Linked DNA regions of Homo sapiens: region 2 is linked to region 1. The links are chromatin loops, found by intact Hi-C in ENCODE. Cell type or tissue: Calu3. All regions are shown on one strand.

What was found. Peaks named below come from ENCODE experiments on the same cell type or tissue, not always from the same donor. Only the 100,000 strongest peaks of a DNase experiment are listed, where the experiment ranks them.
Region 2: it touches region 1 in a loop (2.8-fold over the local background); 2 of 110 quality-filtered maps call a loop at or near these places.

Annotation. Positions count from the first base shown.
Region 1 is chr15:91,943,381-91,951,380 of GRCh38, reverse strand. The region is part of intron 2 of SLCO3A1 (solute carrier organic anion transporter family member 3A1); the gene reads right to left. Among named protein-coding and RNA genes, the nearest start is that of SLCO3A1, 94 kb to the right of the region's middle. RefSeq lists an enhancer at 430-1,302. In Calu3, a CTCF peak has its summit at 4,248; DNase peaks (open chromatin) are centred at 2,920, 4,350 and 5,086.
Region 2 is chr15:91,558,317-91,566,316 of GRCh38, reverse strand. No RefSeq gene overlaps it. Among named protein-coding and RNA genes, the nearest start is that of CRAT37, 99 kb to the right of the region's middle. In Calu3, no CTCF peak of the experiment used is centred here; DNase peaks (open chromatin) are centred at 4,436 and 4,846.

The sequences.
Region 1 (8,000 bases):
TAATGTGAATAAACCTTGAAAACATTATGCTAAGTGAAAGAATTGGACACAAAACACCACGTATTGCACTGATTCCATGTATATTAAATGTCCAGAAAAGGCAAATCCACAGACAGGAAGTGGATAAGCAGTTGCCAGAGGGTAAGGGAACAGGGGATGGGAGAGGATTGCTAATGGAGTTTCTTCTGGGGATGATGAAATGTTGTAGAATTAGATAATGGTGATGGTTGTACTGCCTTGTTAATATACTAAAAACCACAGGACTTTACAATTTAAAAGGGTGAATTTTGTGGTATGTGAATTCTATCTCAATAAAATCATGTACATTTAAGTCTGTTACCTCATTCTTACCTCAAAGCCACATCACCCCCAGGGAACTGTGGGAACTGACTTTACTAAGAGAATACACACAATAGCTTCAGCTCACCTGTCAAATGAAGTGAAAGCCAGAGAAATACTTTTTTTTTTTTCTTTCTTTCTCAGATTGGATATAAGCCACCTGTTGGTGGAGTAAAGGGTGGCTCCCTGGCTGTGGTTCCCAAGAAGTCTCTGTCATCAAATTACTAAAGGCAGAATTAGCATTGCACATACCATAAAATTAAGCATTGCCAAAGACTTTCAACAACACATCAGCCCTCACCCCAAAAAGCAATGACTTGGGACAAGAGCAATCAGACTGGTTGTGAAATACAGAACCAAATGAAGTCAGACAACATGTACATTAAATAAACAGCGGGAAGATGCAGTGCATGAGAAATTGAAGAGAAATTAGGTAAGAACTAGGAACCTCATTCTTAGGAGGCTAGAAAGACCGGATGACATTATGGAGCCTGCAGCAAAAAAACAAAGGATCACACACCCATGTGGGGTGCGCCTGCCATACTGCACAACGTTCCCCTGCAGGGGCTCATCTGCCCTTCCTAATAACCCACCGGGACCCTTGGGGATTAGAGACCCCATTTGGTCAAGGCCTGGGATCAATGGCCAGTGACAGGGCTGGGCTCCCCCTGCCTGCCCAGCCAGGGCCCCTGTCCCACGTGCAACACGACTGGCTGTCTTCACCCACCACTGCAGACTGATCTCTGCTTCCCCAGCCCCCTGCAATCCCCTCCACAATACACACACCCGAATCTCTGGCCACAGCAGGCAGCCCTGAGCATGCAGACTCCATACCATCAGGCCTCCCTACCTCATTCCAGCTGCTTCCTCTGCCTGTTACAACTTTCTTCCCCAGGGGCAGCTTCAATCTGCCTTTCTCCTAAAAACCTCCCTTGTCAGGACTAATTTTTCCTCCTCTACATTTCCACAGCAGGGCATTTATCTCTTCCGTATAGAATCCATCACAGTCTGCCTTCTTTTCGTTGTTGTTTTTTAGAGACAGGGTCTGGTTCTGTTGCTCAGGCTGGAGTGCAGTAGCACCATGAGGGCTCACTGCAACCTCAATCTCCCAGGCTCAGGTGATCCTCCTGCCTCAGCCTCCCGAGTAGCTGGAAACACAGGTGTGCAGCACCACGCTCAGCTTGCTTGCTTGCTTATTTATTTATTTATTAAAGCCGGGGTCTCACTATATTGTTCAGGCTGGTCTTGAACTCCAGGCCTCAAGCGATCCTCCTGCCTTGACCTCCCAAGTAGCTGGGACTACAAGCTCATCTGCCTTCTATATTAAAGGCAACCACCAACACACTTTCATAGGGCTTCACAGCTGCCCAGAACCACGCTGGCAATTCACCTACAGTTACTCTTCTTTTGGGGGGACAGAGTCTCACTCTGTCGCCCAGGCTGAAGTGCAGTGGCACGATCTCAACTCATTGCAAACTCCACCTCCCGGGTTGAAGTGTGTCTTGTGCCTCAGCCTCCGGAGTAGCTAGGATTACAGGTACATACCACCACGCTTGGCTAATTTTTATATTTTTAGTAGGGATGGGGTTTCGCCATGTTGACCAGGCTGGTCTCAAACTCCTGGCCTCAAGCGATTTGCCTGTCTCAGCCTCCCAAAGTGCTGGGATTACAGTATAGTTACTCTTTTACTCCTCACAACTGCCCTCCGCATGGGTACTACCCTTATCCCCACTAACAGATGAGAAACCTAGTGCCGGATCATGCAGCCAGGAAATGGTGGAGCCAGGATTTGAACCCAGGTAGACAGTCTGGTCCTATTGGTCACATCCTTCCCCCCAGCGCCAGTCTCTATGCCAATTTGGGTGTGTGTCAGAGTTATCTGTGTGCAGAAGCAGCTGCACACAGTCTAGCCTTTTTGATGCACCCACCCCAACCACACCTAGATACCTGCATGCAGAGGGTCAGCACTCAGTAAGGACATCAGAACTGCATAAATACTCAAGGATAACAATGACATCTGCCAGAGGGCAGGGAAGTTTACACCAGGGATAAAAATGGAGGGAATGATTCCCCCAAAAGGTGAGGTAAGCAGAAATAATAGTAAAAAAAAAAAAACCAAAGTATTGATTCCTAAATGGATGACAGGTTCCTCAGGTTATTAAAGGAATTGAGGATGGATGGTGCTCTGCAGGCTCTGAGACACTTGGCAAGGAGGCTGGCACATGCCACCCAGAATATCTTTGGGGTCATTAGTCAGGATACAGGACCCAAAGGACCCTGACTTCCAACTTTACATCCCAGACTGACTTTCCACTTCCTGTGCCATGGCTCTCCTATTCCTTGGACGGCCCTCTCTTCTCAGGGCAGGAAAACCCAGCCCTCATGTCTGTAAACACAGGGCACCAGAGAGTGGCCCATGCAGGCATCCCTGATTAATTGCCTGTACTGTTTTGAAAGTTTTTCAGCCTTCCTGCAGAGTCTCGTGCACATTCGGCCCTCTCCTGACTTGCACTTCCTTGGGAGAACACTTAGATTAGAAAATCCCCAAATTCCTAACCAATGACTGCTGCTTTCCACCCAGGTGGTGCTGTGTGCATGCCGGCACTCCTACAGAGCCTGTAGGCTTATCTGCAGGAATAGGATGCTGTGGCTGGCACCACACATGCGGCCACTTCTAAACTTGGCAACAGCTCGAGCTCTGGAAGCCCTTCTAGGACAGCTCAAATGCACCTCCCAGGAGCACTACGCAGGGTCACATTTGAGCCCACTGTGGAGGGACCAGCTGGTTGTATTCTCATGCGCCAAGCAGGAGTGGAAAAAGCTTCCCGGAGGTCGGCATTCATTAGCCGCATGGCACTGAAACAAAGGGCAGGTAACAAAGGGCCAGGGCTTCCACCCACTTTCTGGCTCAGACTTTTATTAGGGTGTGGAAAGCTGAGCAAGGAATGCAGAAGTCAATCTCTATTTTATCTCCATTCGTCTATCTGTCATCTGAATTCTGCTTCTGCTCCCACGGCCCTGCTGGAACACCTAGTTGGGAGGATAAACAATTCTCACATGGAACTGGAAAAGCCCCTGCTAACTGGGCTGCAGTCACTTTCGGTCACCTGCACGGGGGCCAAAGGGGAATTGCCAGCAGCTGTGTGTCAATAAGAGCCCCAGGATCCAAGACAGCACTCTGCAGTGTACAGACCGACCCAGGGTCCCAAAGTCACCTGGCTGCTAGGGCCAAGCAGGGGGTACTAACGAGGAAAGCAGTCTGGGAGGGCAATGGGGCCATCGGAGCAACCTGCCCCGTCTAGCTGCTGCACAGACGCTTCTGGCTTCAGCTATTATTGCTCCAGGAGAAGCCTAGATCCAGAGTGAATGTCGGGAACTAACTCACATTTTTAATAAACACTCAAGTGGGTTAAACAAGTGACAAAGGCCGAAGGCAACGATCTGTCGGCCCTATCTATAGTCTACTTCCTGCCCACAATGACCAGGCTCCTAGTGTCATCATCTCAAGACCTAGAAGGATTTAAGAGCTCTCCTCACCCCACAAAAACACTCCAGAGCAGAGAAAAAAGGGAAGAAGGAGTATAGCTTGTCCAGGCAACAAAGCACCACCTGAGTGAGAAGCTAAAAGACACTAACTCTGCCAGCGGCAACCAGACCAAGAGCACGGGAGCTTGTTCGGGAAAGGCCTGAGGATTCCCACAATTTCACAGAATTGGAATTCACAAGCTGAATTTCAAAGATAAGCTGCTTTTCCTATGTCATCGTCACCATATGCCACAGAGCCTCGGAAAAGACGGTCCTCGACAAGGAGGGGTCGTATGATTAGAGGTGCACCCAGGAGGGAGGTCCCAGAAGGGGCAAGCATGGATATTTCAAAGAGCGAAGCTTCCTTTGCCCTGTTGATCTGCCCTCCACAGCCCTCTCAAGGCCAGGGAAGGAAATACACAGGGCCAAAGGCCAAAATAACATCCTGTGGTCACTCGGGACCCGATGACAGGAGCTTGCTTTGTGCTGCTTTAAGGGGTATGACTGGGGATGGAAGAGTCCTCCGTGAGCACCATTGACTCATCCTGTCTTGGACTCATGGACACATTTGATTATAAACTTCTTCCAGCAGCACGCACGGCAGGTCCCCACCTTTGCCATTCCACAATGGCAGGTTCCGTTGGCTAGAAGAATGTTTGCAGAAGGACGCCGACCTGCCCTTCCTCGGAGGGGAATTTTGGTAACTCCAGTCATTTGCTCTTACCCCTTGGCCTTTAAGCATTATGACAACTAAACTGGGAACTGGGGGTTCTGACAGCATGCTTCCTTTTTCATGTAACTGCATCATAGACATATTTAGGAAAAATGAAACAGTATAATCCTCCCAAGTCCTTCTCCTTAAGTGCATTGCACACTCAACCCATACTACGAAGTCCTATTTTTTCACTTGGTTCTCTACCACATGCATTCCAAAGTTACAGAATATTCTTCTGACCACTACCTAATATTTGGGAAATATTCCATCATTTTCATATAACATAACTGACTGAACCATTTCCCTACATACTGGCCACTTTCAAATCTCTCCTGTTTGCCATAAACTCTGAAGGATGTTTCTGTCTACCAGGGCCCGGAGTGCTCCTCACTGGTTCTTGGCACTGCCTGGAACACAGGGTATCTGGGAATCAATGGAAGGTAACACGATCAGATTCACAGGCTGCCCAGGGCTGATCTCACTGGTGAGAGTGTAGGTTAAAAATCAAAGACGTGCAGCCTGGCTCCCTGCCACTGACCAGCTGGGTGACACCAGCTGAGTGGCTCAACCTCTCCGCAGAGAAGACGCTGCCCTAATTATCTCTAAGTCTTCTCAGCACTTGCATTACAAGAGGCCTGCTCTCAGCGTCCACAGAACCAAGGTGACCTGGGGACACACTCCCTGAAGTAAGAAGTCCATACTGAATCCATGCCCACAAACTAGTGCAGGATCATGCCTGATGCTTTTACTTCGCTATCACCAAGTGATATTTATATGTTCAAAGAAAATGACAGATAGTGCTTAATCAAAATAAGAGGGAAAAGGGATGAGTGTTTGAGAAAGTGAAAAGCTCTAGGCATTATCTGGGATTTTTCTCATTGTCTAAATTCTCTTCCCTCCCTCTCCATCACAATCCATCAGGAACTCCTCTCAATTCTGCCTTGAAAATCTCTCCAACCTTCTCTGCCTCCTTGGTAGCCCAGGGTGACATGTTATCTTCAGTCGCCTCCAAATCAGTCACCCAGACCCATTAGCACAGTAGCCAGTCACCATCGGATCACATTGTTCCTACCTAAACCCTGCAAGTGGATTCCCATTACACTCAGAAAAGCACTCTGAAACTTTCCTGCAGCCAGCCAGGCCCTGTGGGGCCAGCTGTGGCCACCTCTCCAACTCTCCATCTCCCTCTGCCCCTGGGGTGTTATTTTGGCATAGTAACTTTCTCTCCCTTTCCGCCACAGGACCTTTGCATATGCTGTCCTTGCTGCCTTCGGTGTTTCCCCTTCACAGCACTCATTACAACTTGCCGCTATTGTGTCTGTTTACGTATTCACTTATTCATTCACTTTTGGCTGTCTTCCCTATTAGAATGTAAACGAGGCCAGGGTCCTTATCTCCTTTGTTCATCACATTCCCAGTACAGAATCCAGTGCCAGCCACGTAATTTTTTTTTTTTTTTTGAGATGGAGTCTCACTCTGTCTCCCAGGTTGAAGTGCAATGGTATAATCTAGGTTCACTGCAACCTCAGCCTCCCAGGTTCAAGTGATTCTCCTGCCTCAGCCTCCCAAGTAGCTGAGATTACAGGCACACGCCACCATGCCCAGCTAATTTTTGTATTTTTAGTAGAGACAGGGTTTCACCATGTTGGTCAGGGTGTCTCGAACTCCTGACCTCGTGATCGCCTGCCTCGGCCTCCCAAAGTGCTGGGATTACAGGCATGAGCCACCATGCCCAACCAAAAATATTTAATAAATATCTGTTGGGTGAATAAAGGGAATATACAGTTCATAGCTCAGAACAAAAACTGTTCAAAGACAATTCAATTAGGGCCTGAGTCCTCATTCTAAGTTAAAGAGAATATTGGAGAAAAGTTGAAATTTGGGCGTGGCAGAGGAATCTTAACATGTACTACAGAAAGCTTAAGGGAAGTGCAAGGTTTCTGTTGCACCCAAAAAAAGAGGGGGAGAGAAAGAGAGAGAGAGGGAGCCTGCTCGTGCCTTTCCCCCTCTGGATGGCCATCATCAGTTCTGCAGGGAAGAAAAGCCCCCTCGATTTCTCCACATTCCTTCGTGAAAGACTCAGATGTTCAGAACTCAAAGCAGGCTCCTCTTTGAAAAGCATCTCGGGGGAGAGTGGGAAGGATTACTCTGACTCCTCCATATCAGAGATGCAAACCCTCCAGGACTTGCATTGTCATAATATCCGTGGCTGTCTGCTTGTCCATGGCTGAGCGGGGTGACAGAGTTCCAAAGGGAGCTGGCAGGACTTGTGACGGATCACTTGCTAAGTAAGCACAGAAGCCAAAGCCACTCTGAGCCCCACGCTGCAGCTGCTTACTATTCTGTGAAGCTGGTACTGAGAAGAGGGTTCACCCAATGCTTTGTCTCACTTTGGTGGATAGGTCTGGGAGCATCCTTCCAATACTGCTTTTCTCCCCTTGGCCATGTCTGTCTTGCCTCGAAGCCCAGAAATCAGGTACTGAATCTGTAAGGGGCTCACATTCCAAAGGGGGAGCCCTGGAGACCTAAGGCAGCTTACATCTTAGGAGGGACCTTGCACAGGGATATGGTAATCATACAAATAATGGTGAACACTTACGTGAGGGCTTCCTATGTGCCAGTGGCTGTTTTCAGTCCTTTGTAATAGATCAACATACATCAGCAACCCTAGGGAGGCAGTTTATAGATGAAGGAAACTGAGGTACAGTGAGGTTGTGCAATGTGCCCAAGGTCATCCTGCTAGTAATTATATCAGACAAGATGTGCAGGTAGCAAATGGCACGCTCAAAAGTTTCCAATGAAGAGCAGCTAATGGAGGTCTATTGACAGAAGTGAAGGCAGAGCCAAGGGACCCACCGAGGGATGCTAAGGCACCCAAGACAAGCAACATGGGAGGCAGTCACCAGAGGGTAGCCCTGAAGAGGCACAAAGAGGGAACCAGGTCATTGGAATCCAGCAAGAGCTGGCCTCTGGGGAGAGGAAGCCAGCGATGCCCAAATCATGACCTAGCACAGATGGAGGGAATACATTCCCAGGCCATTCTGTGTCCTCTGGGGCTCTGGCTTCTTCCTGGAGCCTCCTAGTCACCTCTATTTTATCAACAATGAGACATGAAAATTATGCACTGGGTATGAAAAACAGTATGGCGGTTCCTCGAAAAATTAAACATGGAATTACCATATAATCCAGCATTTCCATTTCTGGGTGTAAGCAAGAGAATTAAAAGCAGGAACTCAAAAGACATTTTGCACACCTATGGTTCATAGCAGCATTAATTCACAGCAGCCATAGGTGCAAGCAATCCTAGTGTCCATAGCAGATGAATGGATAAACAAAATATGGTTTACACCTACAATGAAATATGATTCTGCCTTAAAAAGGAAGGAAATTCTGACACAGGCTACAACTTGGATGAACCTTG
Region 2 (8,000 bases), 390 kb after region 1:
GGTACAATTTCAACCACCGGAAATGGGAATGGTAACCCTTAAGCAGCTGTCGGATAGAGAGAAGTTCAGGGAGATTGCCAACAACCTTGGCCTCAGGATAGAACTCACCACTCCATTACTTTACCCCACCACCTTGGCTCTACCACCTGGTAAACTTACAAATAATGGAATAAATGAAAAATATCATAGTCCTGGAATATATGACAGCTGTGAATTTCATAAGGCTGTTGTGACAGTAAAGAAAGTGCAACTGGATCTTTCTAAAAAATTTATTCTACTGAAGGTGCTGTAGCAACCACTGTCTTCTCCTGGCTTATTTTTGCAGGAGTGTAAAGCAGCTGGAAACAGAGATGCAGGGAGTCACATCTGCTGCAAGTGAGAGGGCAGACCTGTTGCCTCTTCTCTGCAGCAGTAGCCTCATATTGTAGTTACTTCTGAGGTCATGCCCCTCTTCCTATTAGCATCAATTCATCTTCGGTGTGAAATGACTATTAACTGATTCTGGACTCCTAAAACATGTTTTGGTTAATGTTGAACATTATAATAACTTTAAAAACCATTGACATGGCCAGGCAGGGTGGCTCATGCCTGTAATCCCAGCATTTTGGGAGGGCGAGGTGGGCAGATCATGAAGTCAGGAGTTCGAGACCAGCCTGGCCGACATGGTGAAACACCATCTCCATTAAAAATTTAAGAATTAGCCAAGCATGGTGGTTTGTGCCTGTAGTCCCAGCTACTCGGGAGGCTGAGGCAGGAGAATTGCTTGAACCCAGGATGCGGAGATTGCAGTGAGCTGAGATCGCGCCACTGCATTCCAGCCTGGGTAACAGAGTGAAACTCCATTTCAAAAAATAAAATAATAAAAACCATTGACACTGGTTAGAAAGAAAAATTCAACAAATGGAGTTCTGACACTTATGAGTAGTAGGTTCTGTTCCAAACTCATAAACTCTGACCTCATTTTTTCTTAGTGAAATGAAGTCATTGGTGTAGATGCCCAAGGTTGCCTGGTATCCAGTACGTGGATCTACACTTGAATGCAAAAGGAGGAGATGAGAGAAAACTGTAATGGGATGGTGGAGGGAGAGCAGGGGCACAGTAGAGGGAGAGGCAGTGTGAGATGTCATTGTGTACTTCCCATAGAATGCCTGCCTGGAGTTGGTCCTGCTTTTGGTCCACATCATGGGAACTGCTAAGAGTTCCTGCTGGTTCTGTGATTATACAGTCATCCTATTTGGGATGCAGGATTTGTATCATTAATTTTTTTCAAAAGCCCTATAACAATTCGGGAGCCCAGAAGGGAACAAGGCAAGTACAAGTTTGGGTGCTTTCTATGCAAGATTTTCTAGCTTGGATGAAACCTTGACATCAGCCACACAGTTAGTTCTTTCTCACAGGCTCCATACTCTGTGCTATGATGTGTGACTCTGAGATTTACGGATGTATCTTCTCTCCAGGCACTTCCTGGCTTCCTTTGATAACATATGTAATTAGCTATTTCCCTTCCCTATTAAATTCTGCATATGATCACAGCTATTCTGGCTAAATCAGACTCGAGAGGCCAACATTAATGAAACAAGAATTACAAAATCTGTCTTCATTAAATGGGAAACAGAATAACTGAGACAGTCAAGATGGAAAAATAAACAAAGTATTGTATGAAGGAGGCTGATAAGAATCAATTGCTTACATTTTCAAACATTCAGAATTTAAATCAAAGGCACACCCTATTTTACTGTTTAAATTTTTTTGGAAAAAATGTTTTCACTTCCTCACATATTCCATTTCAAGTTTTGAATGTGGCCCGTCATCTCATTATTTTGGACTGGAGTGTTTGAGTTTCTGAAATTGTATAAGAAGATCTGAGGGCTTATAAGTGTAGGTTGCAGTAACAGAACTATATTCTAGTAGACTCAATTTTTTCTAATTCTACACCAATGGAATACACGGTACGAAGCCAAGGGTTATTCTGTATAAGAAGTTGCTGTTAGAAAGTCAGTTTTTTCTGAGAAGAATAGCTTTAGACCAAAAACTTCTGATGAGAAAAAATACTGTTCATGCATCTTAAAATTGTTTTCAAACTGTATCAGTGACATATACGAATATAAAATGTTACCCATCATATATGCTCCCATCGTACCACTGCTATCACCACAAAAGTGACTACTTACCAAGATGTAAAGGAAGAAAAAATACCTTAACTCTGAGGAAACATCCAATTTAATTTCTTCTATCCCCTGGGCCCTTTTCACTTCTCCATCTTGGTTCTGAATTTTCAGCAATGTCAATGAGTGATGTTTTTAGTTGGAAGAAAGGGATATATTGTATGGATGCACACAAATTAGCAGGAGAGGGCAATTCAATTACGGAGGAGCCAGAATTCTTACTGAGAATTATTGATGACTGCGTCCTGAGGGTTTCCACTTCGTCTAAAATGTACTGAAACTGAAAACTGAAGGAAATACAATGGATGTTTTACAGAAAGCCCAATTTGGAAAATAGAAAGGTAGATCAACTGTCTAATGGAACCTCTATTTAAGTGCTATTTTTGCTCATGAACTAAAGGCATTCTATAATCACTTCCTCAATAATCTTCCTTGTAAGGTAACTTTACTAATCGGTTTAAGGAACAGAATGTCAAGATTAGCCCTCTTATGCTACTGACTGGCTTTATAACCTTAGGAGGAAAACCATAGTTCATTGATCCTCTAATACGAGCTAGGTATTGTACTAGGTGCCGTCACTTCAGCAGACATGCATTGATTTGATTCTCCCTTCATGCCAGGCAGAGTAAAGCTCTGGAAATGGGAAGATAAAAAAGATACAACCCTTTCTCTCAAGAGGCTCACAGTCTAGTGACAAACATAACATAGGATACTCAATGCTCTAGTGTAGATAGAGTGTAAGCAATATGGGGCCCTAAGGAGGGAATGGCCGTGTATTATCTCGTTGAATCCTCCTCAGAGGACTCTTAGCCCAATTTAGCAGACCAGGAAACTGAAACTTACAGGAGTTACACAATGTTGGAGAAAAACCACACACCTCCAAAACTTTATGCTCCTTCTACTAAACTAAGGAAGGGAACCTTTAAATCTCGTTTTTTAAAGTGGTAGAATACCACCCTAGTGCAATGAGTAGGTAGGTAAAAAACTGATAAACACTAATACTTACTGAGTACTTACTAGCTTCCAGACATTGTTCTAAGCACGTTGCATGTATTAATTTATTTAATCCTCACACTACCAATTATATTAGGTATCATAATTATCACCCTGATTTTACTAATGAGAAAAATAGGGAAGGAGGATGAAGTAACTTGCTTACTGGGACACAGTTGGCAAGAACTTGTAACAGCAGGATGTGAACCCAGGCAATTTGGCTCTCACATGGAGAGCTGGGGAGTGTCAAAATAAGATTGCAGAATTTTCTAAATAGGAATACTGTGGGCTGGGGTAGGAGTCACAGCTTTTTCTGCACCAGGTCCACTCTGGGTATTCAGTCCTGCCTGAACATTACCACACAAGAAAGACGGGAGAGCTCAAGAACTCACTAGTCAGGAAGGCATAGGAACCCTATGGAAAAGCGTGCATTTTAAGGAAAGTGTGAATTAGCAGAGGGACAGCATTCAAATGCAAGGCTGTGTGCAAACTTCGAAATGCCTGCTCTCTTGGCTTCTGACTCCCAACTGAGCCCTCCCCTCCTCCCTGGAAAAGACTGAGTGTTATGTCCCAAATGGATGGCCACGGGCTTGTGACCTGAGGAAACTTCTGAAGAGTCCACTTTCAGGGTGCTATGAGTTTGGGGGAGAATCACTACAGTTCTCTCTGAGTGTGGTTCCTTGATCTCTCATTATTTCTGGAAATGCACGCTTTTCTCTGCTCTTCCAAAAGGGCCAAAGAAGGGGCTGGCACCTATGAGATATGGATGGTGTCACTATCGAGCTGCCTGGTCCTCAAAGCTCCCCAAGTGAATTCATCTTGGCTTGCTCAGGACTTTCCCAGTTTTAGCACAGAAATTCCTACTTCCCTAGAAATCCCCAAGTCCTGGGCCAGGTCAGGACAGTTGGTCACCTGACCTTGCCCAGACTCTGCCTAGCATCTTACCAACCCACACCTGCAGACTCAGTCTATTAGTATCATCATTTTACCCCTTCCTCCTATTGTGCAACCCCCTGAATTTCCTAGCATTCCAGCTTTACTGGATGTGCCTCCAAACTCTGTAGGCAGTCTCCTAGAGGCTCAGTCTGTGGACAAAATATCACACGTGTGCAGGCATGATCCATTATGAACAGAGTTCCTTTCTGTGTGTCATCTTATAGAACTTGCCAAGAGCCAGTGCAACAGGCTGGTGGGATGTATAAATATTCTGACTTTACAGTCGAGAAAATTATGACTCAGGTGGAGATGACTTGCTGAAAACAACATAGCTATGATGTGGCAGTATTAGGCCCTCCCTTTTCGAGGTCATGGGCTTGGAACCAACTTCCGTTCAAATCCCAGTTAGGTCATTTCAAGCCGTATGATTTTCCACAAGTTACACAACTTTTCCATGTCTTCATTTCCTCATCTGAAATTTGGAATGGCAACCCAGAATTTATTAAATGAAATAAAATAATGTGCGCACATGACAAACGCTTAGAAAACAATGGCTTTTGGAATACTTGGTAACTGAATCCTGCTTTGTTTCTCGTGGGTAGGAGGCATATTTAAATAAAGGATTCTTTGTCAGAGGAAGAGGTTTAAAACCTTTCTCAACTGAGCTTGAATGGATGAATGAGTCAGAAGAGATGTGTAATCCAAGACTGAGAATAGCAAGACCAAAAGAGAAAAACACGTGCCCCTGCTTAGAATAAACTGGAGGTGAAACAAGAAGGGGCAGCGGTTTGGCAGCACCTTGTAGCCCTTTCCAGGAGCTGCTATTCCCCATCGCTGAGTGACCATTCATTTACGCCATTAAAGCAATCTGTTTCTGACCTGCCAGAAGTCTTCTCTGAGGATCACAGAGCACCCACGATTCTCTTACTGCCTGGAACTCTTCTACCTCTGCCAAAGCTTTCAATCCCCCTTTTATTTACAATAACAAACTAGTGTTAGTGAAGTCTTATCACTTCTGTGTATAAAAAGGCAAAGTGCTTAATACTGGGACAAGTACAGTAAACAACATGTGATTATATATCCCCAGTAATTCCATAATCCAGAACTGTGGCTAACACATTCATCACTATACTTTTTTGTTTTGTTTTTTTTTTTTTTAGATGGAGTCTCACTCTGTCACCCAGGCTGGAGTGCAATGGCGCAATCTCGGCTCACTGTAACCTCTGCCTCCCGGGTTTAAGCAATTCTCCTGCCTCAGCCTCCCAAACAGCTGGGACTACAGGCACATGCCACCATGCCCAGCTAATTTTATGTATTTTTTAGTAGAGGCGGGGTTTCACCGTGTTAGCCAGGATGGTCTCGATCTCCTGACATCATGGTCCTCCCAAAGTGCTGGGATTACAACATCACTATACTTTCTTCCAGTATCTTTTCAGTCTGTCTAAGTACATCTGTGTATATGTCTGAGTGTGTGTGCACGCACCTGTGTTTTTCTGAATAGCTCCTTCCCTTAGTCCTTTCTGCTAATAGCATGGCCACCTTTTTCTTTGGAGATGGGTCTTTTCCTTTGAAACATGAGGACCAGAGAAGGGCTCCCAGTTAGAGAGAGGATCCACCCCGCCAGCTGCCTCAGTGATTGATCCTGATATGGTCATGTGATCCAAGCCAGTCCAGCCTGAGTCCATCCCCAGGAATTGTATAAATCCTTGTGATGGGGAAAGTTGATTTTTCTACCTGGCTTCCTAAAATGAGATAATGTTAGCTCAGATCCATCTTAAACCCAAAAAATAAATTAGCATGTTAAAATAGTTTTTAAAAATTTAGGGGAAGAATTGGAAAGGTTAAAATGTTAAATATTAGACAATTGGAATTGTCTAATAAACAAAGTACCTAACGATGTCCACGGCAATTAATAAGATCATCATAATACTGTCATATTATAATGGCTTTCATGTCATTTGAAGCTCGTTTCAAATGTCACTGTTATGTCTCATGTTGGCCCTGTTACATAAATGCTGCTGGGTGGACCAAAAACATTTTCTTTATTAGATTCCAGAGGCAACTGAATGTTGGTGTTATTAAAGGCAATTTGCATGTATAATTCACAGAATGTTTTGCAATCTTTCTGATTTAATGATTCAGTAGAAATGATCAAATAATCCTCTCATCATACCTGTAGAAGATAAATACAATGATCTATTTTTCCATCATAATTTGTCCTTGAAATATACATTTTTGTCACATTATGTTTGAAGTTAAAACCAAGAAGCTTGTACTGCTAAGTGGTTTGTGGGAGGGAAGCAATTGCCTCAGAAGAATTTTTTTAAAAATACTTACACTTTAGGACTATTACTGGAGACAAACTGATTTCAAAATGTTAACAAGATCTATGCCAGGTTCTCTGATCTTTGGATTTACTCTGACTTCCTAAAGTAAATGTGAAGTTTCCATGTTGTGGTTTTCTCCTTTTCTCCTTTTTTTCCCTTTTATGCTATTTATAAGAGGATATTACCTGTCTTATCATAGGACCATACCTCAAACCCAAAACCCCGACGTATGTGGGCTGCCTCTTTTTTCTTATTGGCACAAGGATGGCACTTCAATCTTCCTGCGATGTCCAAGCCAGGGCCACCTTTGCTTAAGGAAATAAAATCTCTTAGAATGGATCCCTTGGCTATCTCCCTCTGTTTATTCTTCCTTGAAGAAGTTAGTTCTCCCTGTCAGTGTGTGGAAGGCAGGCCCACCACAATTCTGAAATAAGCTTCTAATTTAGTATTCATCTTGTTGCTATAAAGAATGTTGAGCCATAAATACCATCAGAGATGGTGAATGATGTTTCAAAATATTTTCAATCAAACAAGATGTAGTTCTTTCCTGAAAGCCAACTCTGAATAAGCTGGCAAAACAAAATACATAATAGATCTTTGGTCCTTTGTTTGGGATGAGATCATACTGGTTGGGACCGCGTGACTGGCAGGGTTATCAAAGAGAGTTCTGTGGTCTTTGTTCACTTAACGCCTATATTAGTTTCCTAGGACTGCTATAACAAGTGACCACAAACTTGGTGGCTTAAAACCATAGGCCTTTACTCTCACAGTTCTGGAGGCCAGAAGTCTGAAATCAAGGTGTCAGTAGGGCCATGTTCCTTCTGAAGTCTTCAGGGGAGAATCCATTCTTTGCCTCTCCCAACTTCTGGGGCCTTTGGGTGTTCTTCGGCTTGTGGCTGTGTAACTCCAGTCTCTGCCTCCATCTTCACTCCTTTCTCCCCCTTCTCAAATTTTCCTCTGTCTTTCTCTTATAAGGACACAGGATTAGATTTAGGCTCCCCTGCCTACAGCCAGAAATTCAGGTGATCTCATCTCATGATCCTTAATTATATCTGCAAAGTTCCTTTTACCAAATAAGATCACATTCATGAAATAAGATCACATTAAAAAAAATTACCTATTTTTTTCGGTTGTGATCATTCAACCCACTAAAATGCCTAATGGTATTTCATTTGAAAAATGCACTGCTGGCCAGGCACAGTGGCTCACGCCTGTAATCCCAGCACTTTGGGAGGCCGAGGCGGGTGGATCATGAGGTCAAGAGATGGAGACAATCCTGGCCAACATGGTGAAACCCCGTCTCTACTAAAAATACAAAAATTAGCTGGGTGTGGTGCTGCATGCCTGTAGTCCTAGCTACTCTGGAGGCTGAGGCAGGAGAATTGCTTGAACCTGGGAAGCAGAGGTTGCAGTGAGCCAAGATCATACCACTGCACTCCAGTGTGGGTGACAGAGCAAGTCTCTGTCTCAAAAAAAAAAACAAAAACAAAAGAAGAAGAAGAAGAAGAAAAATGTATTGTTTGTAAATTCACTTAAACCAGTGTGGTTAGTCATAATTATTACATTATTTTTGCAGTTA